5 separate regions of the Homo sapiens genome follow, and regions 1, 2, 3 and 4 are each linked to region 5. Evidence: chromatin contacts called from ENCODE Hi-C or POLR2A ChIA-PET data. All regions are on one chromosome and are shown on one strand. Each heading gives the region's core, a stretch centred on a gene start or an enhancer-like site at or near the end of the contact. The rest is flanking DNA. Distances are from core to core; before and after follow the strand shown. Region 1 holds the start of TMX2-CTNND1 (TMX2-CTNND1 readthrough (NMD candidate)). Region 2 holds the start of VPS37C (VPS37C subunit of ESCRT-I). Region 3 holds the start of ZDHHC5 (zDHHC palmitoyltransferase 5). Region 4 holds the start of PRPF19-DT (PRPF19 divergent transcript). Region 5 holds the start of LINC02739 (long intergenic non-protein coding RNA 2739).

Region 1 (5,252 bases), core at 400-2,899, 1.9 Mb after region 5:
CAACTCAGCTTATAGTGAAACTTCTAAGGAAGTTTCAGACAAAGGAAATAAAGAAGACCAGGGACTCACACCCCAAAATATGGCATCCTGTATGCTAATCATTTTAAATTAAAGGTCCCTGGAAACCAGCAGATACTGGAAGCAGCTTTACTCTGATAACTACCTTATCTGCCTAAAGTCCAGACCTGTCAAAGAAGACAACAATTACTTCTGGTCTCTTCCCTGAGTTTTCATTAACTTACTTCAGTACAAGAAGAAAGATGGAAGCCTGTCAACACACCTGGACAGATTTTTGTCAGAAACCATTGTCTGCTCTGCAGGCCCAACAGTCATTGTCCCAGGCCACTGTATGTTCTCCAGGCCACTGAATCACCCTAAAAATCATTTACGATCCACCTTAAAATCACCCACATTTTCCCATCTCCCATATTCCTATGAAAGAGGGTATATAAGCATCTGTACCCCACTGGGTCATTCTCCTGCAATTCCCTCATGCTATGCACGTTAAAATAAAATTTCTATGCCTTTCTCCTATTAATGTGCCCTTTGTCGGTTGATTTTTCAACAAACCCTCAGAGAGCAAAGGGGAAGCTTTTCCTTGGCCCCTACATGCTATATGGCAGAAGGGAAAGTGCTTTAAGTTTATGTTCCGAGCAGTCCCTCCACCCATACCAAGGAAGCACAGCAAGGAGCTTGGGACACTTCCCAAAGAAATCCCAAAGATTTCTTTACAACGTATTTTTTACAATTCCTTTACAGTAGCCCCCAAATTTTATCCACTTTCGCATCTTCAGGATCAAGCAGAGTGCCTAGAGTGTACACTCTAGAAATGTTTATTGAATTAAGAAGCGGCTGACAGTGTTGTGCAGGTAGTGTGGCCAGAAGAGTAGTTTCAAGTCCCAGGCACTCATTAGTTGTATGACCTGGGGCAAGTCACCTAAATATACCGAGATCCATTTCTTCACCAATGAAACAGGAATATTACTACTTGCCTTGTCTACCTTACTGGCTCCTCAGGAGGCTTTACATAATGAGCGGCACTGTAAAACGTTATACACGTGTATGTACAGTTTTGATAGGGCTGTTAATTAGTCTCAATGGTGAAACAGAAAGAAACCTGGACTCAACAGTCAAAAGCTGTTGGGCCGTTGTGCATGGGCTACGACTAACATGTTCCGTTTTCCCATCTTAAACACAAAGTTTAGACTCGATGATGGTTCGGACCCTGCACTTAATAGTCTCTAAGTCCGCTACAGGCTCGGAACCTCAGGTGTCCTCAGAGAGGTAAACCCCAGGGTTCCCAGATACACCTGCAAGGGCAGGGACAGTCAAGGTCGCGGGGTACTAACACGCGGGAGGCTCACCCAGTCAAAGTCACACGGGTTACCGTCTTCGCGTTGGGTGGGCAGACCGTGGCAGAGCGGCGGCAGTTTCCTCACGAGTAGGAAGGCAGCAGAGAGCAGGGCCGACAGAAGGTAGTAAGGTTGGGCGAGCCATCGTGAAAGTCGCGGCACCGAATACACGAGAGCAATTAGAGGTGCCAAGACCGCCATCTTTTCGGCCGTAACGGCCACTGCTCGCCGGCGTCGTAGGTCTCGCCCCGCCTCCCCCACCATAACGACTGCTATTGGGCTATATCGCAAACGTACGGCCTCTAAACCCGGATGTAGTTCTCTGAACGCTGTGGTAGGTCAGAACCCAAAAAAGAACTTAATATTTTATTGGTTAGTCTAGTTGTCGCTTTATCCGCCTAAGTCATTTTATTGGACTGTAGCAAGCAGAGCTAGCAGAAGACTCTAATAAGGTTAAATAGCACTTCCTGAACGTTCTCATAAGGCGACGGAAGTAGTTGTTGAAAAAAGGTAGGCGGTGCCTGAGGCATCCAATGACAAGCGGCTCCTTGAGAAAGGGCGGGGGGGTACTCCTTGAAAGCATTGTCCAATGAAAATTACCAACGGCAGACACGGAGACAGCGCCGGGGCGGAGGGTACGATGGAGAATTTCACGGCACTGTTTGGGGCTCAGGCTGACCCACCACCGCCCCCAACCGCACTCGGCTTCGGACCAGGAAAGCCTCCACCCCCGCCACCGCCTCCTGCGGGCGGGGGACCCGGCACGGCCCCGCCTCCCACCGCGGCCACGGCTCCTCCTGGCGCGGACAAGTCAGGAGCTGGCTGTGGCCCTTTTTACCTCATGAGGGAACTGCCAGGTGAGTACTCGGCCTTGCCAAAGCCAGCCAATCAAATCTTAGAGAGGAGGTGATGGGCGTGGCTCTCAGCCGGCTAGCGGAGGTGCGAGGTAACCTAGGCAACGCATACCCGGACTGTGGAGCCCTAAGTCGGAAGCGCTGTTAGGATTCACAAGCAGAGGGATGACTTGAATTCAACCAGGATGAGTTGAATTCAACCAAAGGGATGAATGGCGGGCAGGGGCGTAGTGCATCTCCGTTACTGTCTTTTGCACCATGTCCAGGCTGTGTCCCTGACACTGGTTTATGTCTCTCTAAAAAATGACCTAGGGCTGGGCGCGGTGGCTCACGCCTGTAATCCCAACACTCTGGGAGGCGGAGGCGGGCGAATCACCTAAGGTCAGGAGTTCGAGACCGGCCTGGCCAACATGATGAAACCCTGTCTCCACAAAAAACACAAAAATTACCTGGGCGTGGTGGCGTATACCTTTAATTCCAGCTACTCGGGAGGCTGAGGCGGGAGAATCGTTTGAACCCCGGGAGGCGGAGGTTGCAGAGAGCCGACATTGCTCCACTGCACTCCAGCCTGGGCGAACGAGACTCCGTCTCAAAACAAACAAAATCCAGGGTTTGAGTTTGGAACTCGAGAGGCCTGATTTAATATCTTTGGGGACCCAAAGTTTTAGTTACAGGTCTCCCACAGACTTGCTATTGGTTTGGGGCAAGTTGCCATTCTTCCTTCTAAGGTTCCGGCATTTCCTGGTCTGATCAAAAAAGGGATAAGAATCGAACCAAACTCTTCATTCAAAAAATTATTTTGTTGAGTACCTATGTACCAAGCACTTTTCTAAATGCTGGAGACAGTTGTGAACAAGACTGACAAGATGCTTGCCTTTTTTGGGATGTACATTTCAGTGGAGGAGGCATTGTAAACAAGATAATGTCAGAAAGTGGTTAATGCTAGGAAAAGAAAACATGATAAAAATTGAAGGTGGCCAGGCGCGTTGCTCACGCCTGTAATCCCAGCGCTTTGGGAGGCCGAGGCAGAATCCCTTGAGCCCAGGAGTTTGAGACCAGCATGGGCAACATGGCGAGACCCAGTCTCTACAAAATATACAAGATTAACCGGGCGTGGTAATGCATGCCTGTAGCCCCAGCTACTCAGGAGGCTAAGGGAGGAGAATCGCTTGAACACAGGAGGTCGAGGCTGCAGTGAACCAAGATTGTGCCACTGCACTCCAGCCTGGGCAACAGATGAGACCCTGTCTCTTAAAAAAAAAAAATTGAGGGGCAGAACTACTTTAGCTAGAGTGGCCAGAGATGCTCTCTTCACATAGCTAACATTTGAACTAAAATGTAAGCATAGACAAAGGGCCAGCCATGTATGGACAGGAGGGAGAGACAATTGTAGATACAAGAAATGAGGTCAGAAACCCTGATGTGAGAAAAAGCTTAGAATATCTGAGGGACAGAAAATCAGTTGGACTCCAGTGAAGTGAACAAAAGGAAAGAGTGTTAGGGAGAGAGATGAAGCTGGGAGAGTTAGGCAGAGGCTTTTATAAAGCAGTAAAGGCATTTAGATTGTAAATACAAAAGGAAGCCATTTAAAAAATTTTTTTATAGACACAAGGTCTCACTGTGTCACCCAGGCTGGACTGCAGTGGTATAATCATAGCTCACTGTAACCTCCAGTTCCTAGGCTCATGCTGTCGTCCCACCTCAGCCTTCCAAGTAGCTAGGACTACAGGCATGCACCACCACAGTTGGCTAACTTAAAATTTTTTTGTAGAGACTGGGTCTTACTGTGTTGCGCAAGCTGGTCTTGAACTCCTGGCCAACAGCAGTCCTCCCGCCTTGGCCTCCCAAAGTGCTAGGATTATAGGTCTGAGCCACTGTGCCCAGCCAAGGAAAGCCATTTTAACATAGGAAGTTGGTCAAATGCACTTGTTTATAATCATTTAAGCAGCCACATGACAAATAGAAAGTGGGGAAATTAGTCAGAAGTTACTGCTCAGTAGTCCAGGAAAGATAATGGTTTGAACCAGAGCATAGCAGGGCATAGAGAAGTAAATGGATACAGGATGTTAGAGGTAGAGCTGACAGGGTTGAAAAATTGAATACAGGGCCAGGCGCTGTGGCTCACGCCAGTAATCCCAGCACTTTGGGAGGCTGAGGTGGGAGGATTGCTTGAGCCCAAAAGTTTGAGACCAGCCTGGGCAACATAATGAGACCCCATCTCTACAAAAAATAAAAATAAATTAGCTAGGGATAGCAGCATGCACCTGTAGTCTCAGCTACCTAGGAAGATGAGGTGGTAGAAATCACTTGAGCCCAGGAAGTTGAGGCTGCAGTGAGCCATGATTGTGCCACTGCACTCCAGCTTGGATGATAGAGGAAGACCCTGTCTCAATTAAAAATATATATTGTATATAGAAGTGAAGGAAATAGAGGAATTGATGCCTTTTTAAGTTTTCGGCTTGAATAATTGGGTGTATGGGTACGGAGACTTGGAAGATGAGGAAGGAACAAGTTTGAAGAGGTGGAAATCAAGAGTTATTTTGGACATGTTTGGTCTCCAAGATGCCTCTTTTTTTTTTTTTTTTAAACAGAGTTTTGCTCTTGTTGCCCAGGCTGGAGTGCAATGGCACAATCTCAGCTCACCACAACCTCCGCCTCCCAGGTTCAAGCGATTCTCCTGCCTCAGCCTCCCGAGTAGTTCGGATTACAGGCATGTGCCACCACACCCAGCTAATTTTTTATTTTTAGTGGAGACAGGGTTTCTCCCTGTTGGTCAGGCAGATCTCAAACTCCCAACCTCAGGTGATCCGCCCACCTTGGCCTCCCAGAGTGCCAGGATTACAGGCGTGAGCCACTGCGCCCAGCCTCCCAGATGCCTTTCATTGTCTCAAGTCTTATTTCCACATCATGACTTGAGGGAAATAGCAACAAATATTGGTATAGTACTTTGAAGTTCACAACACACTTACATGCAGTATTTAATATAAGTAGTATTTAATACTTAGAATAGCCCTTTGAGGTAGCATTACTGTCTACATTTTATAAT
Region 2 (5,487 bases), core at 1,439-3,938, 1.6 Mb before region 5:
GACAGAAAATCCAAAACAACAGTGACACGAGGTGGTTTATTTCCCTCTCACACAGAGCCCAGAGGCAGCCGTCCAGTGGTGTCATGGTCCTTTACGGAATCAGGGCTCAGGTTCCTTCTATTTTGTTGTGCCACTAGTGTGGCCTCTATTCCTATGGTCGCCTCATGGTTCAAGATGACTACACTTGCTCCAGCCATCATGTCCATGTCCCACCTTCCAACATGGTACTAATCAGTGAAGAGATTGCTGGATATAAACTCAAGCTAATCCATCAATAGTGTTTCCTAATTATTTTCCTTCAGAAATGAAACACATGCAGAGTTAAAAATCACATAGCAGCTGGGCGTGGTGGCTCACGCCTGTAATCTCAGCACTTTGGGAGGCCGAGGTGGGTGGATCACCTGAGGTCAGGAGTTCGAGATCAGCCTGGCAACATGGTGAAACCCTGTCTCTACTAAAAATACAAAGACTAGCCGGGTGTGGTGGTAGGCGCCTGTAATCCCAGCTACTTGGGACGCTCAGGCAGGACAATCACCTGAACCCAGGAGGCGGAGGTTGCAGTGAGCAGAGATCACACCATTGCACTCCAGCCTGGGCAACAAGAGAGAAACTCCGTCTCAAAAAAAAAAAAAAATCACATAGCACAAAAAGGCTTATGACAAAAAATTAAGGTCATCTGCCCTGGCCCTCCCTAACCCTCAGAAACAATTTCAACCTAGCTTTCAAACAGGTGCTGTCAATGGGAGTCACTCTGACATTCTGTACCAAGTGAAATGTTTGCAAAACCAACATGCCCCCGCTCAAAGGAGTCACCAGTGTCTCAGAAGGGTCAGCAGCTGACCTTCTTCATGGACCCCTTCTGTTATAAGAAGGAGTTTTGACAAATTCAGTTTGACAGAGTTTAATTGAGCAAATAATGATTTGTGAATCAGTCAGCCCCCAGAACCAGAATAGGTTCAGAGTGACTCTGAGGCTGCCAGGTGGTTGGATAACATTTAGGGATAGAAAACGGAAAGCAGGTTGGGCGTGGTGGCTCATGCCTGTAATTCCAACACTTTGGGAAGCCGAGGCTGGAGGATTGCTTGAGTCCAGGAGTTCCAGACCAGCCTGGGCAACATAGCGAATCTCCATTTCTATTAAAAAATAATCATTAAAATTTAAAAATAAGAAAAGAAAAAGGAAATAGATGTCCAGAAAACAGAAGCGAGGTACAGAAACAGTTGGACCAGTTATGTAAGCGCAGAACCAGCCCCATCTGGTTCAACTTTGTGTAATAAAGTGGTGAGTTGTTTTTTCAGTTGCCATGATCCCAGGTTGCAAGTTATGTAACCTGAGCGTGCCCAGAAGAACCAAGCATGCAACCACAGGCGCAACCTAAATGCTCAGACCAAAGAACCGGAACAGAATTAAGAAGTAGATACATGGTATAAGCCATGATCTAATCAGATTGAGCCATGGCATCATCCCATGGCAAGATCCAGTCAGATCATTGCTTATTGCAAGATTCAATCAGATCACTGCTCATTACCCTCTGCCTATAACACCTGTCACAGCCCCTGGCTTGGGGAGACAGATTTGAGCATGTCTCCTTCCCAGTTGACTTGCAACAAATCTTTCCCTCTACAAAAACCTGATACTTCGGTGTTTGGCTTTCTGAGGGCAAAGGGATCCAGTTTGGTTCCCTACCAATGACAGATTGACATTTGCCTTATTGGAACAAGGTTTGAACAGGTGGCTGCCTGTGATTGGCTGAAACTCTGTGATTGGTATGAGTAGGATCCAGTTCACTATGTACGGAGAAACCTTTAGGACAAACTTAAGATACGCCAGGAGACAACTTTAGGCTAAACTGGACACTTCTCCCCTTTTGGTCAACCTCTTGATTTTGAGAGGTTGGAAACTTTAGACATTGACATCAGTTACCATTGTAAATAGACTTATTTGGTCTCAAATTCCCCTGGGAAATAGCAGAGCAGTGGGTTTCATAGGTGGGAAAGGGAACAGAATAGAAAAAAAAAAAAAAACACCTGATTAGTTAACATCAGGTCACTTCAGATTCCTTTTTTTAAGGGTTAGAGCAGAGGGGGCTTCCTTATTATGCTGGACTCTCCTGTTTCCAGGGGGGAAGGGAGGAGATGGGGAATACTGGTAATTCTGTAGAATGAATGGGTGGGGGAAAGAGATTAACTAGTAAATGGAAATGAGTGTGTGGTGGCCTTGGGGCTCCTCAGTCTGAGCTCAGCCCATCTGGGGCTCCTCCTAGGTTCTGGGCTTCCATCTGCTTCCCCCTCCTTTTGGGTCCCTCTGAGAAGCCTCCCAAGATCGAGCTGTGTACAGAGCGAGTCCTCGCTGGCCACTCGGAAGGCGGCGGACGTCCGCGCCGGCGCACTAGCCCAGAGCGGCCTGGTCTCCGCCCAGTGGGCGGGGCCTCTTACCGGGGGCGGGGCCGAGGCGTGCGGCGAGCGCTGGAGGGGTCTCGTGGGCGCTCCCGTGGTTGTGGCCCGGGCGGCCGCGAGCGTGTGTGTGTGGCACGATGTCGTGGTAACTCAGAGGCGCGCGAGGCGGGGCGGCCAACGGGGTCGCGGGGCGAGCACGCGCGCCACTGGGGCGCCGGACGTTGCAAGGGGGTCACATCCGGTAGGGGGCGGGCCTGGCGGACCCCGGAAGTGTGGGCGCGGCTGCGGTTTAACCCGCGGTGGCGGCGGCGACGGCGGCCCTGGCAGGTGAGCGGAGACTGGGGAGGGTCCCGGCTCTGCCGCAGGCGGGCGGGGCAGAGGACGACGGTGGGGGCGGCGCCGGCCGTGGCTCCCGGAGCGCCCCCGCCTGCCCGCCTCATCCTGGCAGAGGCCGGTGATTGGGCACGAGGGGCGCGTGACTCTCGCCGGGGGCCGGCGCCCCTGCCCCTCGCGGTGGGAGGGAGGGAGGGAGAGCGCGAGGCGCCGCCCCGGCTCCCCGGCGGGTCGCACCTCCAGTTCCGCCCCACCACTCACCGCCACCCTCCTTTCTGCGTCTCTGCAGGCCCTCGTCCCATATGTGAGCATCTTGCGGTCACAATTCTGATGACATTAGAGCCAATTAGCCCATTGTATAGATGGGGAAGCTGAGGCCTAAGAGTAGGGTCCGACTTGCCAGAGGGCACGCGGGAGACGAGTGGCAGAGGGGAGGTTGGAGGGACTTTGCTCTGTGACTTACTGGCTTGTGCCCTTTCTCCAGGGCATTGAGAGATGGGAGTTTCAGCTTTGGCTTTGTTCAGGACTCAGACTTGGACCTCCCAGCATCACTGAACATTTCTTACCCCGGGACCCTCTGGGCGCAAAGGGCACTGATGTATACATACCCATTATATGCCTGGTTCCTCTTCATTTCCTCCTCAGCCGATGAGGCGATTTCCCACTTTACGGATGGGAGAAGGAGTTAACTGGAGGTGTTTTGTGAGTTACTGGCAGAGTGGACTCTACAACCTGGGGTTTTAGTCGCTGAGCTGAGGCAGTGCTTTCCCAGCTACACCTTGTCTGGGCTCACTTACCCTGGGAATGTCAGTCTTCAGCTCCAGAAACTTCCCACTCATTTCCCTTCGCTCCAGCGGTACCTCAGTTCTCTTGCTGCCTAAGGCCTTTTCCACCCTCTTTATTGGCTCCAGGAGTCCCATTTCCTACTAATGCACCAAGATGCTGCCACCAGACTCTCAGTTCTGTGACTTTTGGCCTTAGAGCTGGAGGTGGTGGTGACCGAGGAACTGGGGAAAGAAAGACTCTTACTTTGTTGTCCAAAGCTGCAACCCTGCAGACACCTGAACTCTGTAGTTCCGGGTGGGATCGGGGACTGTTGCAATGAAAATACTGGACGCTAAACTGAGTCTTTGTTCTTTGCGGTCATAGTGCCCAGAAAAGCCTTTTACCTAGATTATCTTGGAAATGTGGTTCCGTGCCTTTGTAATTTCCATTAAGTAGAACATTTTCATTGTAGACTTTCTGAGCAGTTTCTGGCCGCTGTTTTGCAGGTAGCAATAGCTGTGATTTGTTGCTTGGCTTCATATGCTGGGCACTGTTCTAGGGCTTTCTGAACATACCGAATTTTGCGAACATGTCCAAATAGGTGATGATCCCGTTTTACAGATGAAGTGAGTTGCGGAGATGTTAGATAACCTGGCTAGTGTCACACAGCCAGTAAGTGGCCAAGTTTGGATTTTTTTTTTTTTTTTTTTTTTTTTTTGAGACGGAGTCTTGATCTGTCGCCCAGGCTGGAGTGAAGTGGTGTGATCTCAGCTCACTGCAACCTCCGCCCCCTGGTTCAAGCGATTCTCCTGCCTCAGCCTCCCAAGTAGCTGGGATTATAGGTGCCCACCACCACGCCCGGCTAATTTTTGTATTTTTTATTTATTTATTTATTTATTTTTTTTTGAGACGGAGTCTCGCTCTGTCGCCCAGGCTGGAGTGCAGTGGCGGGATCTCGGCTCACTGCAAGCAATTTTTGTATTTTTTAGTAGAGACGGGGTTTCACCATGTTGGCCAGGCTGGTCTCGAACTCCTGAGCTCAGGTGATCCACCCGCTTTGGCCTCCCAAAGTGCTAGGATTACAGGTGTGAGCCACTGCGTCTGGCCACAAGTGAGATTTGTAACCCATCAGTCTTATTTCGAAGTTAATGTGCTTTTAACTCTGTGATACTGCCTCTCAGACCGTTTAGTTTCCCAAAGGTGCTGGACCTTAAGAATAATTTCTGATGCTTGTTAAAAATACAGAGCTCCACCTCTAGAGATTCTTGGGCTATTGTCTGGAGGAGGGCCCAGAAATCTATTAACAAATGCACTGGGTGATTCTTACGGTAAGGCAAGTTTGGGAAACACTGCCTTTAAGAACTTTGTAGATTTGCTGGGCCACTGGTAGCTTGGAAGTGACATTATTCCTGAGGATTCTTGTTTTCTTTTTGTTTATTGCTTTGAAATTTGTTAATTTGCCCTTAAAAAGCCTTTGGGTTAACTAGCCATATGAATCATTTCTGGACACTCTTGGCCAGTAATAGTAGGGGTTTTCCAGGCTGACAAAATTAGATCACTCAAGACCTGATTTAATGGATTTAGCTCTTTTAATCCAGCTGGATCTCTGTTGTGTGGAAATTCTGTTAGAAGTGTCCTTGAAGGATGTGGCGTTTCCACAAGGTTTTGGTCTGTTCCCAGGTGCTTACCGAATGACAGAGAGGTGTCTAATGGCAGCACTGTCTGAGGTTTTGCTAGCTGTAAAGGCATGTTTACTTAGTAGGTGCTCCTTCCAATTCATATCTCACCTCTTTATCTTCCTTTACTGGTTTATGTGAAAGACTTAAGCAAATATCAAACAGGTTTGTCTTGATTTAGCTGGGGCTGACAAGTAGGACCCCTGGGGCTTAGGATGGGCTGGAGAGGAGAGAGAGTCTCCCCAGTGAACCTCAAACAGATAGCTCAGGCAGGTAGGCCCTACCTTTGAAGACCTGTTAGTATTTTTAGTTCCGCT
Region 3 (5,761 bases), core at 3-2,502, 1.9 Mb after region 5:
CTTTAATAAGGTTTAATACAGGTATTTCCTTAAATAGGTGGATACCAGCAGTACCAAGGACAACACAACTATTTTTTGTTGAAATAAGCGGTGTAACAGTACAATAGAGTAAATCTAAATGCACAGTAATGGAGGTACCATGGAATAATTCACATGTCAAGGTATGGGAGAAAGAGCCAAGAAGTTTAATGTGGGTGTTATCATTATATACCGAGGTAGCAAAATACATGGCAATATAATTTTGTAAACATTAAGTTTATACAATGGGTGATAATGAGCATTCTGAAGATATTTGATCCAGGACAGAGGTATACTGAGATAGAAGGATGATATGCAAATGTTAGATCAACTTGGTCAAGATGGCATTAACCAGGAAGTGAAGAATCCAAGGCAAAAAATAGTCTAGCGTATAACGTATATGTGATCCTACAACTGCCTTCCTAACTTTTAGCAACTTTCTTACTTCTTATTTCAGTGTTTCATTTGGCCAAGTGGGTAAAACACTTTCCACCTGCCTGCCCCAAATATAGGTAAAATATTGACAAACGCATTCGGGCTCCACTTTAAAAAGTACAAAGTACTAAACGCATGGAGCACTCGGCTGGTGGCGGTAGGAGGAGGAAGCGGACGGGTGAGAGAGAACAGGTAACAGGATGAAGCTTGAGCCAAAATAAGTATCAGCAGAGTGGAGCGAGGGACTCGAACCGCAGAGCGGTAAAAGGGAAACAGCACCCGGTCCCCACCACGGGACTGGGGAAAGGAGAATCACCCGTTGGGGCAGGGCTGACGACCGCTGAAACCGAAAAGAAGGAATCCACGGCGGCCAGGCCCACCGAGGTTGAGAGAGCGGGCTGCGGGGACCGCAGAGCCCGAGGGCGCAGGGCCGGGGGCGGAAGGGGCGGCGGCTGGGCGCCAGGCACCGGGGACCGCGGTCTCGAGCTGAGTGGCCGTCTCTAACCCGTTCCGAGCCCTGGCGGTCGTGGATCCCCGGCCTCTACTCGTCGTCCGTTTCCAAGGCCCATGGGTCCCGCCGCGGTTGGAAGACCCGGCCCGGAGGAGAAATAGGGCCTTAATACCCTCCCCGTCTTCGGTCCCCCTTCCCTAGAGGTCACCCTCCCCTCCCACCTCGCTGGTACGGCACTTCCGGTTCCGCAGGGACCGGTGTCCTCCGCACTCACCCGCGAGCCCGGTGCCCGTCACCACCGCCGTCGTTGTCACCGCCGCCTCCCGGCAGTGCCGTCCTGCCTCAGAGAAGCAGCGCGCGGCCCCCGCACGCTCCACGCCCGCCCCGCTGCCGCGCGCTCCCGCCAGGCGTCGCTCGTCTCGGAGCCGGCGCGCGGCCGTTGCCCTCAGTGCCGGGTCTCGAACCCTTCCAGCGTTCCCATTGGCTCCCTAGTCCGGGCTCGCGCGACGTCTCGCGCGGCGCACGTTTGTCTCATTCATGCGGCTCGCGCTGCCGCGCCCAACCCCGCTCACTCTCCCATTCACCCATAGCCCCCACCCCGACTCCGATCTGGGGCGTGCGCGCGAACCCTGGCGACCGCGGCGACCTCGCGGCCTGATTGGCTGCAGCAACACAACGACGTACGCACGCGAGAAGACGAGAGCGCGCACGTAAGGCCGTGGGGTTGCGGGGACAACTAAGAGACAAGGATTGGCCTAATGCACAGGAGTCAGGAATGAGGAAATGGCCAGGCGAGTCTTCCCTTCTCCTGCGTCCTGTTGTATTCCCACTGAATCCAAGCAAAAACCCCCGGAAATAAGAAAAGAATTATGTGTGTGTACTAGAAGTACTCAAAAGCAAGCAGCTACCTTCTCGAATTCAGCAACCCCTCTCCTACTGAGGTGGTACAGTCCAGACAGGCTTCCAGCGCAGCCAATTACCGACGACTATCGCCGCTTCCTGCTTCAGCCCCTTCGCGGCGGATTGGCCAACCATTTGGCGACTAGGCCTCCCTCTTCTCCTTCCCATCTCCTTTTTTTTTTTTTTTTTTTTTTTTGATGGCAAAAACTTTATTTAAAACAATCTTGCTGGAGAAATCTTCAGTCCGGCGAGGTCGCTGGTCCGGGCAGAATCCAGGGCGATGGAATGGTCTGGGCTGTGTCTCCCACATGAAGGGGACGCCCGGACTTGAAGAGCCAATGTAGGGCGAGGCTCCTGCCAAGGGCCGGGGAGGGAGATGAAGAAGAGCAGGCGCCAGCCTTGGAGCCGTAGCGCTAACCGTGAGAGGGAAGCCTAAGGAGCGCGCGACCTGAGGCGGTGGCAGCACCCTCCCGCCCCCGGAGTGCGAGCCGGGAAGTGAACTCCCTGAATTCCATTAGTTTCCCACTGTCACACGTGGGATGGGCGCCCGCATCCCTCACCTCACCCAATCCTAGAATACAAAGCTAAAAGCAAAAGGTTCTCTAGAATAGCTACTGTCCCTGGCGAGCTAACTCTGCATAGGTCATAGTGCTACGCTTTGCCCTGATTAGCCCAAGACAGCTGTGAACCCAATAGCAATGCCCCATGTTCTCTCCCCATTCGGCTCGAGGCTATTTCTTTTTTCGAAAGCAACTCTAGCTATTACATAATGGTCCCTCAAAAAGGTGTTTCACAAGCCACTTCCCTGAAGCCGAGGCCCCTCACCTGTAAAATCCTGAGGACTGTCCTCGGGTTTGGTCTCAAATGTTGCTGGCTTTACTGTGGTTCTGACACTAGCATTAGGCAGTAAGGTAAAAGAGAACTACCTTCTGTTTTCTGGAATCTAGTTCCTTCTCTGACATGGCATATATTATAAGTTCTAGTTTATTCTTGTTAACAGCGTCAATCCAGCATTTATTGCAACACACTTGAGAGTTCTTTATAACGACTTTATATTTTTAAAACAGACCTGGCCTGGCGTGGTGGTTCACACCTGTAATCCCAGCACTTTGGGAGGCCAAGGCAGGCGGATCACGAGGTCAGGTGCTCAAGACCAGCCTGGCCAACATAGTGAAACTCCCTCTACTAAAAATACAAAAATTAGTCGGGCATGGTCGGGGGAGCCTGTAATCCCAGCTACTCGGGAGGCTGAGGCAGGAGAATTGCTTCAACCCGGGAGGCAGAGGTTGCCGTGAGCCGAGACCACACAACTTCACTCCAGCCTGGGCAACAGAGCAAGACTCCGTCTCAAAACAAAACAAAAACCTCTTTAGACCATATGAAAGGTAAATTATTGAAGATACAATATTGATATTTTATTTTTTACTTTTTGAGAGGGAGTCTCACACTGTCACCCAGGCTGGAGTGCAGTGGCGCGATCTCAGCTCATGGCAACCTCCTCCCGGGTTCAAGCAATTCTCATGCCTCAGCCTCCTGAGTAGCTGGGATCACAGGCATGTGCCACCACACCTGGCTAATATTTGTATTTTTAGTAGAGATGGGGTTTCACCATGATGGCCACATTGGTCTGGAACTCCTGACCTCAAATGATCCTCCCACCTCGGCCTCCCAAAGTGCTGAGATTACCGGTGTGAGCCACAGTGCCCGGCCTGATATTGGCATTTTCTACCTGTAAGCCATGTTTCTTTAAGATGAAGTCAGCTTTCATTTTTCTGTTGCAATATTTTTCTTGGATTTTTAGACTTCCTGATTTCCTCCACAAATTAGGCATTTTTATTTTCCTTTCAGCTGTCTAAGAACTTGTAAATAGTGGTGTCTCTTGGCTAGACAGTGCTAAATGGAAAAAAAAAATCAGTCTTCCACCATCCAACCAAACTAAACTCCCCTGGGATACTAACTTGGATTGCCAAGCTTTGTTAGGTGGATGAGCACTAACAGAGGTATAATCACTATCCCAAAGTTGAAAGACAGAGATTCCACTTGTCCAGTTTTCCTTGGGATCACTCAAGATATTTCTTGGAAAGAACGTTTAATAGAACATATGGTTTAAAGTGCCAGCTACTTCTGAAAAGTATCCAGAGTAAAATCTAGGCTAAAACAGTATGATATCCAGACCACCCAAACTTTAAATTACTTTAATATGTTAATGGCTTCTCTCATCTGCGCATCTTTGTTCATCTTGCTCACCACACTCTTCGGCTGCCTGGACTTAGACCCTCAGTAGCATGGGCACCTAAGCACACAGAAAGCTAGAACATGCATTTCCCAATTTTTGTGTTTTTAGGGTTTCACCATGTTGGCCAGGGTAGTCTCCAACTGCTGAGCTCAAGTGATCTGCCTGCCTCGACCTCCCAAAGTGCTGGGATTACAGGTCTGAGCCACTGCTCCTGGTCAACCTCTTTGTGTTTAAATACTGCTCTTTCCTCCTGTCCTTGTGAAATGTCTCTGTATGTGTTAAAGGGTAGTTCTTCCCTTTGTGCTGTGGATCCTATCTCCTTCGCTCCTGCATTTTTTCTGGTGCTGGGGGATGGAGTCTTGCTCTGTTACCCAGGCTGGAGTGCAGTGACGCGATCTCAGCTCACTGCAACCTCCGCCACCCATGGACAATTAATAGCTCATATTTAACACTGCCAAAAACCTCGAGTTTCCCTTGTCCCTCAGGGGGACAACTCCCTGAGTTTTCCCAATCTCATGTCTAACCTAGTGTGTCTTGTTAAAAAAAATCCAGGATGCATCCTTGATTCCATCGTTTTCCTCACCACTCCGTTATGAAGTCCTGCCTTCAGAATATCCTCTCACCAGCTCTACCTCTGCTGCCCTAGTATTTCATCCCCCACCATTTCTCACATTTGCACTTTTACAAAACTCTCCTAATTACTGTCCTTGCTTTTACACTTGCCCTATAACCCACTCTCCACAAAGCAGTGATCTTTTCAAAATGTAAAGTAATCAGCCAGGCTAATCCCAGCACTTTGGGAGTCCGAGGCGGATGGATCACTTGAGGTCAGGAGTTCGAGACCAGCCTGGCCAACATGGCAAAACCCCATCTCTACTAAAAATACAAAAATTCGCCAGGCATGGTGGTGCATGCTACTCAGCTACTCAGGAGGCTGAGGCAGGAGAATAACTTGAACCCAGGAGGCAGAGGTTGCAGTGCACCGAGGTCATGCCACAGCACTCTAGCCTGGGCAACATAGCAAAACTCAGAAGGAGGGAAGGAAAGGGGGAGGGAAGGGGAGGAGAGAGGAGAGGAGGTGAGGGAAGGAAAGGAAAGGAAGGAATAGGAAGGAAGGGGAAGGAATGAAAAAGAGAAGAAAAAAGAGAGAAGAAAAAGAGAGCAGGAAGGAGGGAGAGAGGAAAGAGGAAAGGAAAGGAAAGGAAAAGAAAGGAAAGGAAGAAAGAAAGAGGGAAGGGAGGGAGGAGATCAGCCGGGCGTGCTGGCTTACGCCTGTAATCCCACACTTTGGGAGGCCTAGGCGGGCGGATCACCTGAAGTCGGGAGTCGGAGACAAACCTGACCAACACGGAGAAACCCCATCTATACTAAAAACACAAAATTAGCCGGGCATGGTGGCGCATGCCTGTAATCCCAGCTACTCGGGAGGCTGAGGCAGGAGACTCGCTTGAACCTGGGAGGTGGAGGTTGCACTGAGCCAGATTGCGCCATTGCACTCCAGCCTGGGCAACAAGAATGAAACTCTGTCCCCCCCCAAAAAAAAAAAGATCAAATAATTACTCTACTTAACTACCCCTCCCCTCTGGTTCCCATTGCTCTTAAGAGTAAAATCCATTCTTAAACCAGGTGCTGTGGCATGAGCCTGTAGTCCCAGCTACTCAGGAGACTAAGGTGGGCGGATCACTTAAGCCCAGAAGTTCAAAGCCAGCTTGGGCAACATA
Region 4 (5,128 bases), core at 1,103-3,602, 1.3 Mb before region 5:
TGGAGAAGAATAAAAACTAAAAGTCACCAACTCACCACTACACCTAGAGAGACTTTTAATCTATTCTTCTGATGGGAGCTCTAACAGATTACCTGAGAGACCTTATGTGCATAATAAGACAACCTTTGTTCACAATGGAGTTCTGCCCCTCACCTTCCCACAATTTGTTGCCACCTCCTCCAGAGCTCATAAGAACTTTGTCCCAAGGCATTGTTTGTTCTTGGGGCTCATTCATTTCCCCTAAAAATTATTTGCTAGCCCTCCCTAAAAATTATTTGCTAGCCCTCAAAATTGCCTACATTTCCCCCATCTCCGTCTTTCCTGGGTGCCATTTAAGTAAGCATCAGCCACCTGTTCCTTCTTTGAGCCTCATATTTTGTATTACTCCTGTGCACACTCACACACTAATACACTTGTATGCCTTTTCTCCTGTTATTCTGTCGATTGTCAGTTAATTTCAGCAAATCTTTAGAGGGCAGAGGGGAAACTTTTTTGCTCCATACCCTCATTCAGTTCTCAGCAAAAAAATCAGCTCCTCAGTGATGCACTCTCTAAGTGCCCTGCCTCAAGTAGCCGTTCCTCCAATCCCCAGCACCTCTGTCTACCTTGCTCTGATTTGTTGTATTCATAGCACTTACTACTCTGGAATTTTCTTCTTAAGTGTTGATTGTCTCTGTGCTCCCACCACCCACAGTAGAGTGTAAGCTCCAAGACAGCAGAAACTGTGTCTTTCTTGTTGACCTTTTCTATCTCCAGTTTTTACAATAGGGCTTGGCACATAGGAAGCACCCAATCAATATTTGTTGGATGAATGAAATGCCTGGGGAATAACATGAATAGATATTTCGTTCAAAGTGGATCACTGTCTGCTCTGTGGAAAGTAGATTAGGAGGAGGAGGCCAGGCTGGAAGCAAGGAACAAGTGGGAAGTTACTTTGTTGGTGCAAGACAGAGATGAGATGCCCTTTTGCATATTAACTCTTCATAAGAGTTCAGTGAGTTAGTTCTACCCTTGTCATCACTCCCTCTGTTTTACAGATGAGGAAACTAAGGCATAGAGAAGTTCATACTGCCAATCACCTGAGTGGTGCTAGGATTTGAGCACACAGTCTGACTTCAGAGTCCATGCTCTTGGCCACTATGCCATATTGCCTTTTGTACCTGTAACTTTTATTTTTCTCTCCAAGCTTTTGCTTACGTTGTTTCTTCTTCCGGAATGCCTTTCGTTCTCCTTCTCCTCTGAATACTGCCCACCTGTCAAAGTCCCTCTCACTCACATCCTGTTCATCCTGCCCTTTTGTCTTGATACCTTACAGTCCACACCACGTCTTTTGCATGATTCCTGAGAGTATCTTATCTTACAGATATCCACAAAGAATCATACACTATCTGAGCTGGAAGAGAAATAGAAAATACAAAATCCAAAATACAAAATAAAGAAATTTATAGGAGGCCATTGGTTTGGACTGAGCTCTTCTGCTAGGCCTAACAGACCAAGCTAAAAAGAGTTAGTCCTGCTGAAGCTCCACGCCAATAAGCTGAAACGAAGATCTTTACGACCTTCTGAGTGTGTATGTGTGTGTGTGTGTGTGTGTGTGTGTGTGTGTGTGTAGGGGGGAGCTAAATTCCCAAACAGGCAAGTTTTAGGTGGCATGATAAGTCCCCTCCACTTTAACCTTTACAAGAAAAGTAATTTTGAAATTACCAAATGACCAATCCGCTTTTTGTTCTCTGTTCCTGTTTTCCTCAGTCCTTTTCTGTCTATAAAACCAAGTTCTCCTGTTCAGCTCATTGGAACAACCATTATATTTTATAGTATGAGGCACTGCCCAATTCTATAGAATCGCACCTTAAGTCCCAGCTACTCCGGAGGCTGAGGCAGAAGGATCACTTGAGGCCAGGAGTTCCAGGATGCACCTGTGATAGCCATGATTGCTATGACCGCACCTGTGAATAGCCACTGCCTTCCAGCCTGGGCAACATTGCCAGAGTCCGTCTCTTAAGAAAAAAAAAATCTTTGAACTAAGTTTGTTGTGATTTTGTCTTTTGACAAAGAAGAAAGGGCAATGTGAATTGCCCCAAATCACAGAGCGAAATGGTAGTAGTCAGGACCAAAACACTTTCTTAGCCGTTTTCTTAGTTCTTGTACCCATCTGTTTCTGTATTTTCTTCACCAGGCCATCCAGCAGTGTCTCTTAAAGGGTAGCCCGAGAAACAACTGACTTAGAAAAGCGTGGGGCACAGTCTGTCTACGCAGACCCGAGGAATCTGCATTTTAACAAACTCACTGGGAAATTCTCGCGCACGCCAAGGTTTCAAAGACCAGGGTCCCGTGGCACAGTGCCGCACAGTTGTCAAAACAAGTGCTGTCCAATTGTTTTGGTTTTAAATTCTCACTGCGTCATGGGAAATGTAGTTTCGAGCCTCCTCTCTCCCGACGCCCCAGCCAATCCTCCGGCGCTTTACGGAACGAGCCGAGTCAATCCGGAAATAACCGAGTGTTCGTGGCGGGCCCTTTCCTGCCCGGCTGCATTCTGGGAAAGGGCAATTTCCGTTAGGTGCTGAAGGCTGTGGCGCGCGGCTGTCCCCATTCCCACGTGAAGCGCTACGCTAGCATCGCTCGGCTGGCGGCTCCCAGCTCGCCGCGGAGCAGTCCCGGCAGCAGCGGGGGACCGGAAGTGGCTCGCGGAGGCTCAGAAGCTAGTCCCGGAGCCCGGCGTGTGGCGCCTCGGAGCACGGTGACGGCGCCATGTCCCTAATCTGCTCCAGTGAGTGTTGGCTGCGGCCAAGCGCGGGTCTCAGGAGGCCAGAGAGCGGCGCGGGAGCGTGTGCGGTCCGCTGCGGCGCCCGGGCCGGGGTGGAGGCGGGAATGGGGCGCTCCGGAGGCCGAGCGGCGGCCTGTCAGCACCGGAGCCCCCCCCGTCGGAGCGGGGTGCATTTGCGCAGTGCCCCGCAGTTTACATAGTGCCTGAGGTTTATTGTCGCAGACATTACTGAGGCCGGTCGCCTCATTCTACAGAGTGGAAACAGGTCTGGACAGAGAGAGCTGGTGCAAGGGAAGCAGCCTTAATGTAGGAGTCAGAAAACTCGAGGTCTTGTCCAGGGTCCGCCTCCCATTGGCTTTATGAATTGGCTCAAGGCTCTGGGCCTCGGTTTCCCCATCTGCAAAATCGAGAGCATTGCAGTGGATGTTTTGCGAGGCCTCGCTCGGATAGTCGGAGCTTTTGCAATTTGCAAAGGTCACATGATGAGTTAGAGGTAGAGGCAAGGCTGGCAGCCAGGTATCTGGCTCCCAGCCTTACACTGTATGACTAATAAAAACAGCGCACATTTATAAGCCCTTATTGGTTTACAACGCGCTTCCAAGTCTATGATCTCATTTTATCCTCACAAGAATTCCCTAAAGGAGAAATAAAGATCCTGGTTTTGCAGATGAGGATGCAAGGCGCAGGAAGAGCGGGGCTTATCTAAGGATGCGTAGCTAGTCAGTGGCAGAGCTGGGTGACGTAGTTAGGTGACACGGATCTTGGACCCTGAATCCATGCTTTTTTCATACCTTCCACTATCTTTCCCTTTGATATTTTATCATGACGTACAGACATTTTCCTTTCCCTTTTCGTTGTTTCATCAGATTACTCGTTTCCCCTCCCTTTTGCTATTCACTTCCTTCTCTTCTCAGAACCTGTACATTGATCCAAAGAGGGGGAAGAAGGAAGGGAAATGATGGAAAAGGAATCCCTCACTTTGAAGAAATTACAGCTCGCAAAGTACCTTCACATTTATTGTTTCCTTCCAATCTTCGGGAAGCTCTCTTTTACGTTCCCCAGCACCATCCTTCCTGGCATGGTTCACTCATTTGTTAGATGTTTACCGAGTGCCCTGGGGGCATCTGCATTGTACTGGAAGTGAGAGACCAGCTGTAATCCTTATCCTCAAGGGGTGCACAGTCTACGCAGGCAAGAGTGTAAATGATACCTCTATTGCGGGTTGTTGTGAAGATGAATTACTGTACTGTATGCCTAGAATTGTGCTTGGCACATAGAAATGTGCCATGCAAATGTGCCATGTAAATATTTTTAAATATTTTTATTGTAGCGATTGCCACTTTGCTCCTTGGAATCTTCCAGGTGATAAGTGTCTGTACGCTAATCAGTTGACTGGTAGCTGGTAGACTCAATAGCTTCAGGATGGGGACTGGTCACCTAGGAAGACTAAAGGGTATTAGAAGGTTGGGATTTTCAGTCCTACCCCCCATTTACCTGGGGAAATGAGAGGAACTGAAGTCGTCACTAGTGACCAGTGATTTATTGAATCATGCCTTTGTAATGAAGTTTTCATAAAAATACAAAAGGACAGGATTCAAAGAGCTTCTGTATAGCAGAACATGTGGGGGTTCCTGGAGGGTGGGGTGCCCAGGGAAGGCATGGGAAGCTCTGTACTTCTCCCATACCTCATCCTATGCTCCTCTTCATCTGTATCCTTTGTAATATCCTTTACAATAAACTGGTAAACATAAGTGTTTCCCACAATTGTTTGAGTCACTGTTGCAAATTAATTGAACCCAAAAAGGAGGTCATGGGAACCCTGATTTACAGCTGGTAGATCAGAAGAACAGGTCAAACAACCTGGGGCTTGCGATTGGCATCTGAAGGGGCGGGGAGTCTGGTGGGACTGAGACCTCAACCTGTATGATCTGACACTATCTCCAGGTACCTGGTGTCAGAATTGAATTGGAGGACACCCAGATGGTCACATCTGAGGTCACAGAAGTATTTTGTTTTGTCAGAGAATAGGAGAAACTGAGTTTGTTATTCCTGTATTCTCAGACTTTATAATTTCTTTGATAATCTGTCTGGAGCTATAGACTAAGATGGATGGCAGGGATTTGAATGGCTTCATGTGTATCTCCATGTCATGGAGTAAACTGTATTCATAGAGTACACAATCATTGTTCAGATATGAGGTGGTGATAATGGACTGCTATTCTCTAGGTGCTTGGCACATAGTAGTTGTTAATAATTATTTGTTGACTATATGATTGTCAGATAGTCAGGAGACTATCTCCTCAGTCAGGAGACTAAAGGAAAAGGTAGTTCCATAGCTGGAAAGCATTCTGGGGCCAGTACAGA
Region 5 (5,534 bases), core at 2,081-4,580:
ACACACACACACACACATAATTGCCTTAGCCCTAATTGAATCAGAATCTCTGCAGATGGGGTCCAGGTATTTTACATATATATGTGTGTACGTATGTGTGTGTGTGTGTATATTTTTTTATACATATACACATATGTATATATAAATTATATATATGTATGTATGTGTGCATGTGTGTATCACACTGGAACCAGGTGCAGGGGCTCATGCCTGTAATCCCAGCACTTTGGGAGGCCAAGGAGGGTGGATCACCTGAGGTCAGGAGTTTGAGACCAGCCTGGCCAGTGTGGCAAAACCCCATCTCTACTCAAAATACAAAAATTAGCCAGGGCCAGGGGCGGTGGCTCATGCCTGTAATCCTAGCACATTGGGAGGCCGAGGCGGGTGGATCACGAGGTCAGGAGTTCGAAACCAGCCTGGCCAATATGGTGAAATCCCGTCTCTACTAAAAATACAAAAATTAGCTGGGCGTGGTAGCACACACCTATAGTCCCAGCTGCTCGGGAGGCTGAGACAGAAGAATCGCTTGAACCCAGGAGGCAGAGGTTGCAGTGAGCTGAGATCCTGCCACTTCACTCCAGCCTGGGTGGCAGAGCGAGACTCCGTCTCAATAAATAAATAAATAAATAAATAAATAAATAAATAAATAAATAAATAAATGAATAAGCAAGCCGGGCGTGGTGGTGGGCGCCTGTAGTCCCAGCTACTCGGGAGTCTGAGGCAGGAGAATCGCTTGAATCCGGGAGGCAGAGGTTGCAGTGAGCCGAGATCGTGCCACTGCACTCCAGCCTGGGCAGCAAAGCAAGACTCTGTCTCAAAAAGAAAAAAGAAAAAAGAAAAAAGAAAAGAAACCGACTTAAGCATAGACAAGTAAATGACTCAAGAACATAGGCAAGTAAGTGACCGGAAAAGGACTTAAATCCACTCTTTGTCATTAATATACCTAGCCTATGGTAAGTCTATACTACGGTATTAATTTTCCATAGCTGCATAACTAATTACTATAAACAGTAGCTTAAAACAACACCTGTTCTATCCATTCACGGTTTATCCGTTCATCTGTAGATGAGAAGTCCCACATGATGTGACTGGGTTCTCTACTCAGGGTGTCACAAGACTGAAATCAAGGAGTTGACCAGCTTGAGTTCTCATCTGGAGGCACTGAGGGGAAAGCTGCTTCCAAACTCATTCTTGTTCTTGGCCAACTTAGGTTTCCTGCAGTTGCAGAACTGAAGACCAATTTCCTTGCTGGCTGTCAGCTGAGAACCACCCTCAACTTCTAGAGACTGCCCGTATATTTTTGCCACATGGTCCCCTCCATCTTCAAGTCTTGTGTTTTGAGTCTCTGACTCCTTTCTGCAACCAGCTAGAAAAAACCCTCTGCTTTTAAAGGGCTCAAGTGATTGGTCAGGCTCACCCAGATAATCACATATTTTAGAGTAACCTGTACTATATAATATCACCTAATAACAGGTTATAAATTAATATGATGAATTTCATAGTCCCAGGGATTATGCAGGGTTTTGTGGGGCTGGGAGGGTGTTTTGTGGGTCATTTTAGAATTTTTCGTACTTCAACTACCAAGGGAAACCAAAAGGGTGAAATTTAAGCTAAACAAATGATAGGCTCTTGAGTCTGAAAAAACTGTAAAGTCACCTAGTTTAGGCGTGACAGCCACAAACATCTCATTTCAGATGTACTCTTAATCTTTCTTGAGAATGACAGTCTATACTCATCCTCCATTTTAAGCCTATTGTTTATAAATTCTAAACTAAGGTCATGGCGCTTTTATTTCAAATTGTAATGAGTCCATGCTGGCTCCTTATTTATGAAGCAAGTGAATACAAAGCATTGAATTATTCTAACAGCCTTATGGAGTTTATATAAAACTTTTTTTTTTTTGAGACGGAGTTTTGCTGTTGTTGCTCAGGCTGGAGTGCAATGGCGCAATCTCGGCCCACTGCAACCTCCACCTCCCTGGTTCAAGGGAGTCTCCTGCTTCAGCCTCCCGAGCAGCTGGAATTACAGGCGTGCACCACCACGCCCGGCTAATTTTGTATTTTTAGTAGAGACGGGGTTTCTCCATGTTGGTCAGGCTGGTCTTGAACTCCCGACCTCAGGTGATCCGCCTGCCTTGGCCTCCCAGAGACACCGCATCTGGCTAAAACATTTTTCAGTGAATAAATGCAAGAGATGAAAATTATGAAATGGGAGGTGGAGGAGGAATAAAATCAGCATATTAGAGATATTATTAAACCACAACTTGCTTCTTAGAGTTTGAGGGAAGCCTGACTTAATTCTTTTTTTTGACTATATATATTTAAAAATGAAAAATGCCAAGATGGTATTCCAAAAATTGAGGTATATTTTTAATGCTAGGTTTAGCAAATCAATGCTTTTAACAAATACTGTACAGTGACTCTATGTTTACCTCATGTGGAGGTAGCATTGAAAGTCTACATTTGAAGCCTTTACAAATGGCCTTCCTTACCTCTTCTATATATCCTGGATTTCAATCTGAAGATATCTGTAAAAATCACAATGTTTATATATATCTACCTTGCAAAATCTGCCTTTGCACAAGAAAAACAAGTATATTTTAAAAATTTATGGCAGTATTGTTTTTAATAATGAGATATAGAAAAAGGTAAAAAAGCTGATAGTTGTCAGTTTGATTACATAGATTATGTTATAACCATACAATCCAATACTGGCGAACGTGGATTAAAAAGTATGATAGGTCTACATAACTGCCATGAAAAAAGTCCATAATATGTTTTTAAATGAAAAAAGCAAATTGCAGGGAACTTAAAACAACAACAACAACAAAAAACCCTGAGAAAAGTGATTTATCACTTCAGTTTGTAAACAAGGGCCTTGCCTTATCACCTTTGTAACATTTGTAAAATGCCTACCTCTAGCTGAATCCATATGATCTTTGTTACCACGGAACAAATACTATTTTATTATAATTATGTAGAAAAAAAGAAAAACGTCTTCCACGGCAGCCGAAATAGCTCAGTTGGGAGAGCGTTAGACTGAAGATCTAAAGGTCCCTGGTTCAATCCCGGGTTTCGGCAGCGCTTCCGTTTTAGGCGTTAGTCATCACTACATGTGATTTCTGCAGTTAACAGGGTCTTTCTGCAGTTAACAGGGTCAACACCCTGTGGGTTCTCACGCGGGCTGGGGCAGTTAAGGGAAACCTTATCGTCATTTTCCCCTGGGAGGGAGGATACTGGGGACATATGTCTTACCTTTTAAACTGCCCAGTACGAAGTTACGCCTCTGCCCTCACTTGGGACCTGGTTTGAGACAAGCTCTTCCGGAGCACTGCGCATAGCTCACTTTCTTGAGCAACCCTGTGTCCCCGCACCCCGCTCCTCTTCTTTCGGGTTCTAGGCAGCCGTGGGCGCTGCGACCCTTCTCTCACTGTCAGAGGGGCGGGAGCTCTCGGCCTGCGCCGCCTCCGCTGCCTGCTTGGTCGCGGGCTTGCCGGGAATGGTGACAGCCCGGGCCCCCTCTTGGCCAAAGAAGTCCTCGAAAGCGTTCGGCGCACGGGCTTTGTCCAGCTTTTTAAACCGTAACAAGGACCGGGGCCGGGCGCGGTGGCTCACGCCTGTAATCCCAGCATTTTGGGAAGTCGAGGCGGACGGATTACTTGAGGTCATGAGTTCGAGACCAGCCTGGCCAACACGGTGAAACTCTGTCTTTAAAAAAGAAAACAAAAACAATAACAAGGACCCTAGAACAGCTCTTAGGTGGGGCGGGAGACAGAGATCGGAAGCCCTTTCTAGTTTAAATCTACACTAGGGTTAGAAGACCAAATACAGGACGTCCAATTAATTTCCTTTTTTTTCTTTTTCCTTTTCTTTTCTTTTTTCTTTTTTTAAGATGGAGTCTTGCTCCCATGCTGGAGTGCAGTGGCGTGATCTCGGCTGACTGTAACCTCCGCCTCCCGGGTTCAAGTGATTCTCCTGCCTCAGCCTCCGGAGTAGCTGGGATTACAGGTGCCCGGCTAATTTTTGTATTTTTAGTAGAGACAGGGTTTCACCATGTTGGCCAGGCTGGTCCCGAACTCCTGACCTCAGGTCATCCTCCTGCCTCAGCCTCCCAAAGTGTTGGGATTACAGGCACGAGCCACTGAACCCGGCCAAAATTTGAATTTCAGAGAAACAACAAATACTTTTTAGTATAAACATGTCCCAAATATTGCATGGAATATACAAAGTACATATTTGTTGTTTCTGTGAAATTGGATTTAACTGGACACCCTGTATTTTTATTTTCCAAATTGCAAGTCACTTGTACATCATATCCTTGCACCCCTCTGAACCCTATGCACCACCTTCCCCACCCCAGCAAAGATATCCAGACGCTGTATGCAGGAAGAACTGAATTTCAGAGGACACCGTTTGATCTTCAACACCTGGCAGTTTACAAAACAGGTTTGTATCCATTGGCTAATTTGTTATCAGCACCAACAGAGAAGCTCCTGGCAGAGATCACTAGGAAACACCCCGGGAATCGGCCATCCACCAGTTTCTAGGCTTCCAGAGTTGTCCATGCTTGTCTGGCATGGGGGCGGAGGTCAGTGGAACTCGGAGGATATGGATTGAATTTCAGTAGAAAGCCTCATTAAGATGATGAACCACAGCCGGGCATAGTGGCTCACGCCTGTAATCCCAGCACTTTGGGAGGCTGAGGCGGGCGGATCACCTGAGGTTGGGAGTTCAAGACCAGCCTGACCAAAATGGAGAAATCCCGTCTCTACTAAAAATACAAAATTAACCGTGCGTGGTGGCGCACGCCTGTCATCCCAGCTACTCGGGAGGCTGAGGCAGGAGAATCGCTTGAACCCAGGAGGCAGAGGTTGCCGTGAGCGGAGATTACACCATTGCACTGCAGCCAGGACAACAAGAGCGAAATTCCGTCTCAAAAAAAAAAAAAAAAAAAAAAAAAAAAAAAGATGAGCCACTCCACTCAAGGCAAGGCAATGGAAAAACACACTTAGGGAGTGCCTTCTTTTTAGTCAGGCTGGACCATGGAGGGAGAGGAAGGAGATCCATGTGTCACATTCTAAGAACTCGCAGTGTGGTAAAAGGCAAAATGAAGCCAGCCATATGGTTTTTAGGCCTATTTATACCCCTCTCCTCTTTCTGTTAATGTTTGCCAATATGCTAGCTGATATGGGGCTTCAGCCCCAAAATCGTTGAGTTCTTGGGTGGAAAGATGTATTTTGATGAGGGGCTCTTGAAAGTCCAATGGTGATCAATAAGAAGAAACCCCAACTGATCATCTAATAGACTAGAGAATTAAACTTTTCATGAGGTTTGGTCGAACGCCATTCTAGATGTTACTAGGAAGGTGTTTTTGGTTTGTTTCTTTTGAGACAGGGTCTTGTTCTGTTGCCCAGGGGTGGGGTGCAGTGGCACCATCACAGTTCACTGCAGCCTCAACCTCCTGGGCCTCAAGTCATTCTTTGGCCTCAGCCTCCCTAGTAGCTGGGACCACAGGTACGCAGCATCACGTCCGGT

The links. Hi-C counts contacts between places; a loop is a spot of excess contacts on that map. ChIA-PET counts read pairs that join two places held with the same protein, here RNA polymerase II (POLR2A). Pooled maps may share reads with other maps.
Region 1: a pooled map shows a loop between it and region 5 (4-fold over the local background). The contact joins the promoter of TMX2-CTNND1 here to the promoter of LINC02739 in region 5. A Hi-C loop is called at or near these places in 1 of 168 maps with a recorded cell type or tissue (CD4-positive, alpha-beta memory T cell) and 8 of 50 pooled maps. POLR2A ChIA-PET finds 5 or more read pairs at or near these places in 2 of 52 experiments (HEK293 and T-cell).
Region 2: a loop to region 5 is called in a pooled map, with 6 times the contacts of the local background. The contact joins the promoter of VPS37C here to the promoter of LINC02739 in region 5. A Hi-C loop is called at or near these places in 1 of 168 maps with a recorded cell type or tissue (ascending aorta), 4 of 37 single-sample maps with no recorded cell type and 16 of 50 pooled maps.
Region 3: a map with no recorded cell type shows a loop between it and region 5 (4-fold over the local background). The contact joins the promoter of ZDHHC5 here to the promoter of LINC02739 in region 5. A Hi-C loop is called at or near these places in 7 of 168 maps with a recorded cell type or tissue (CD8-positive, alpha-beta T cell, GM12878, HCT116 and 4 more), 4 of 37 single-sample maps with no recorded cell type and 21 of 50 pooled maps. POLR2A ChIA-PET finds 5 or more read pairs at or near these places in 2 of 52 experiments (AG04449 and HEK293).
Region 4: a loop to region 5 is called in a map of ascending aorta, with 7 times the contacts of the local background. The contact joins the promoter of PRPF19-DT here to the promoter of LINC02739 in region 5. A Hi-C loop is called at or near these places in 4 of 168 maps with a recorded cell type or tissue (A673, ascending aorta, chondrocyte and 1 more), 6 of 37 single-sample maps with no recorded cell type and 17 of 50 pooled maps.

The regions. Positions count from the first base shown.
Region 1 is chr11:57,708,920-57,714,171 of GRCh38, reverse strand. It overlaps TMX2-CTNND1 (TMX2-CTNND1 readthrough (NMD candidate)), which reads right to left and starts at 1,649. Exons shown (of 21, transcript NR_037646.1): 1 at 1,365-1,649. It overlaps MED19 (mediator complex subunit 19), which reads left to right and starts at 1,957. Exons shown (of 5, transcript NM_001317078.4): 1 at 1,957-2,209. The coding sequence starts at 1,993. TMX2 (thioredoxin related transmembrane protein 2) reads right to left here and starts at 1,579. Exons shown (of 8, transcript NM_015959.4): 1 at 1,365-1,579. The coding sequence starts at 1,553. RefSeq lists a silencer at 1,987-2,326.
Region 2 is chr11:61,158,627-61,164,113 of GRCh38, reverse strand. VPS37C (VPS37C subunit of ESCRT-I) reads left to right here and starts at 2,688. Exons shown (of 5, transcript NM_017966.5): 1 at 2,688-2,723. RefSeq lists enhancers at 2,099-2,238, 2,249-2,298, 2,039-2,631, 2,632-3,225 and a silencer at 2,289-3,048.
Region 3 is chr11:57,663,605-57,669,365 of GRCh38, reverse strand. It overlaps ZDHHC5 (zDHHC palmitoyltransferase 5), which reads right to left and starts at 1,252. Exons shown (of 12, transcript NM_015457.3): 1 at 1,179-1,252. RefSeq lists enhancers at 551-620, 174-811, 812-1,451, 1,621-2,200 and silencers at 731-930, 1,181-1,420.
Region 4 is chr11:60,904,003-60,909,130 of GRCh38, reverse strand. It overlaps PRPF19-DT (PRPF19 divergent transcript), which reads right to left and starts at 2,352. Exons shown (of 2, transcript NR_186697.1): 1 at 2,288-2,352. It overlaps PRPF19 (pre-mRNA processing factor 19), which reads left to right and starts at 2,546. Exons shown (of 16, transcript NM_014502.5): 1 at 2,546-2,767. The coding sequence starts at 2,749. RefSeq lists enhancers at 2,094-2,213, 2,327-2,914 and a silencer at 2,854-2,953.
Region 5 is chr11:59,563,926-59,569,459 of GRCh38, reverse strand. It overlaps LINC02739 (long intergenic non-protein coding RNA 2739), which reads left to right and starts at 3,330. Exons shown (of 5, transcript NR_187292.1): 1 at 3,330-4,445. TRF-GAA2-1 (tRNA-Phe (anticodon GAA) 2-1) reads left to right here and starts at 3,008; the gene lies at 3,008-3,080. RefSeq lists enhancers at 3,035-3,534, 3,510-3,689, 3,535-4,036.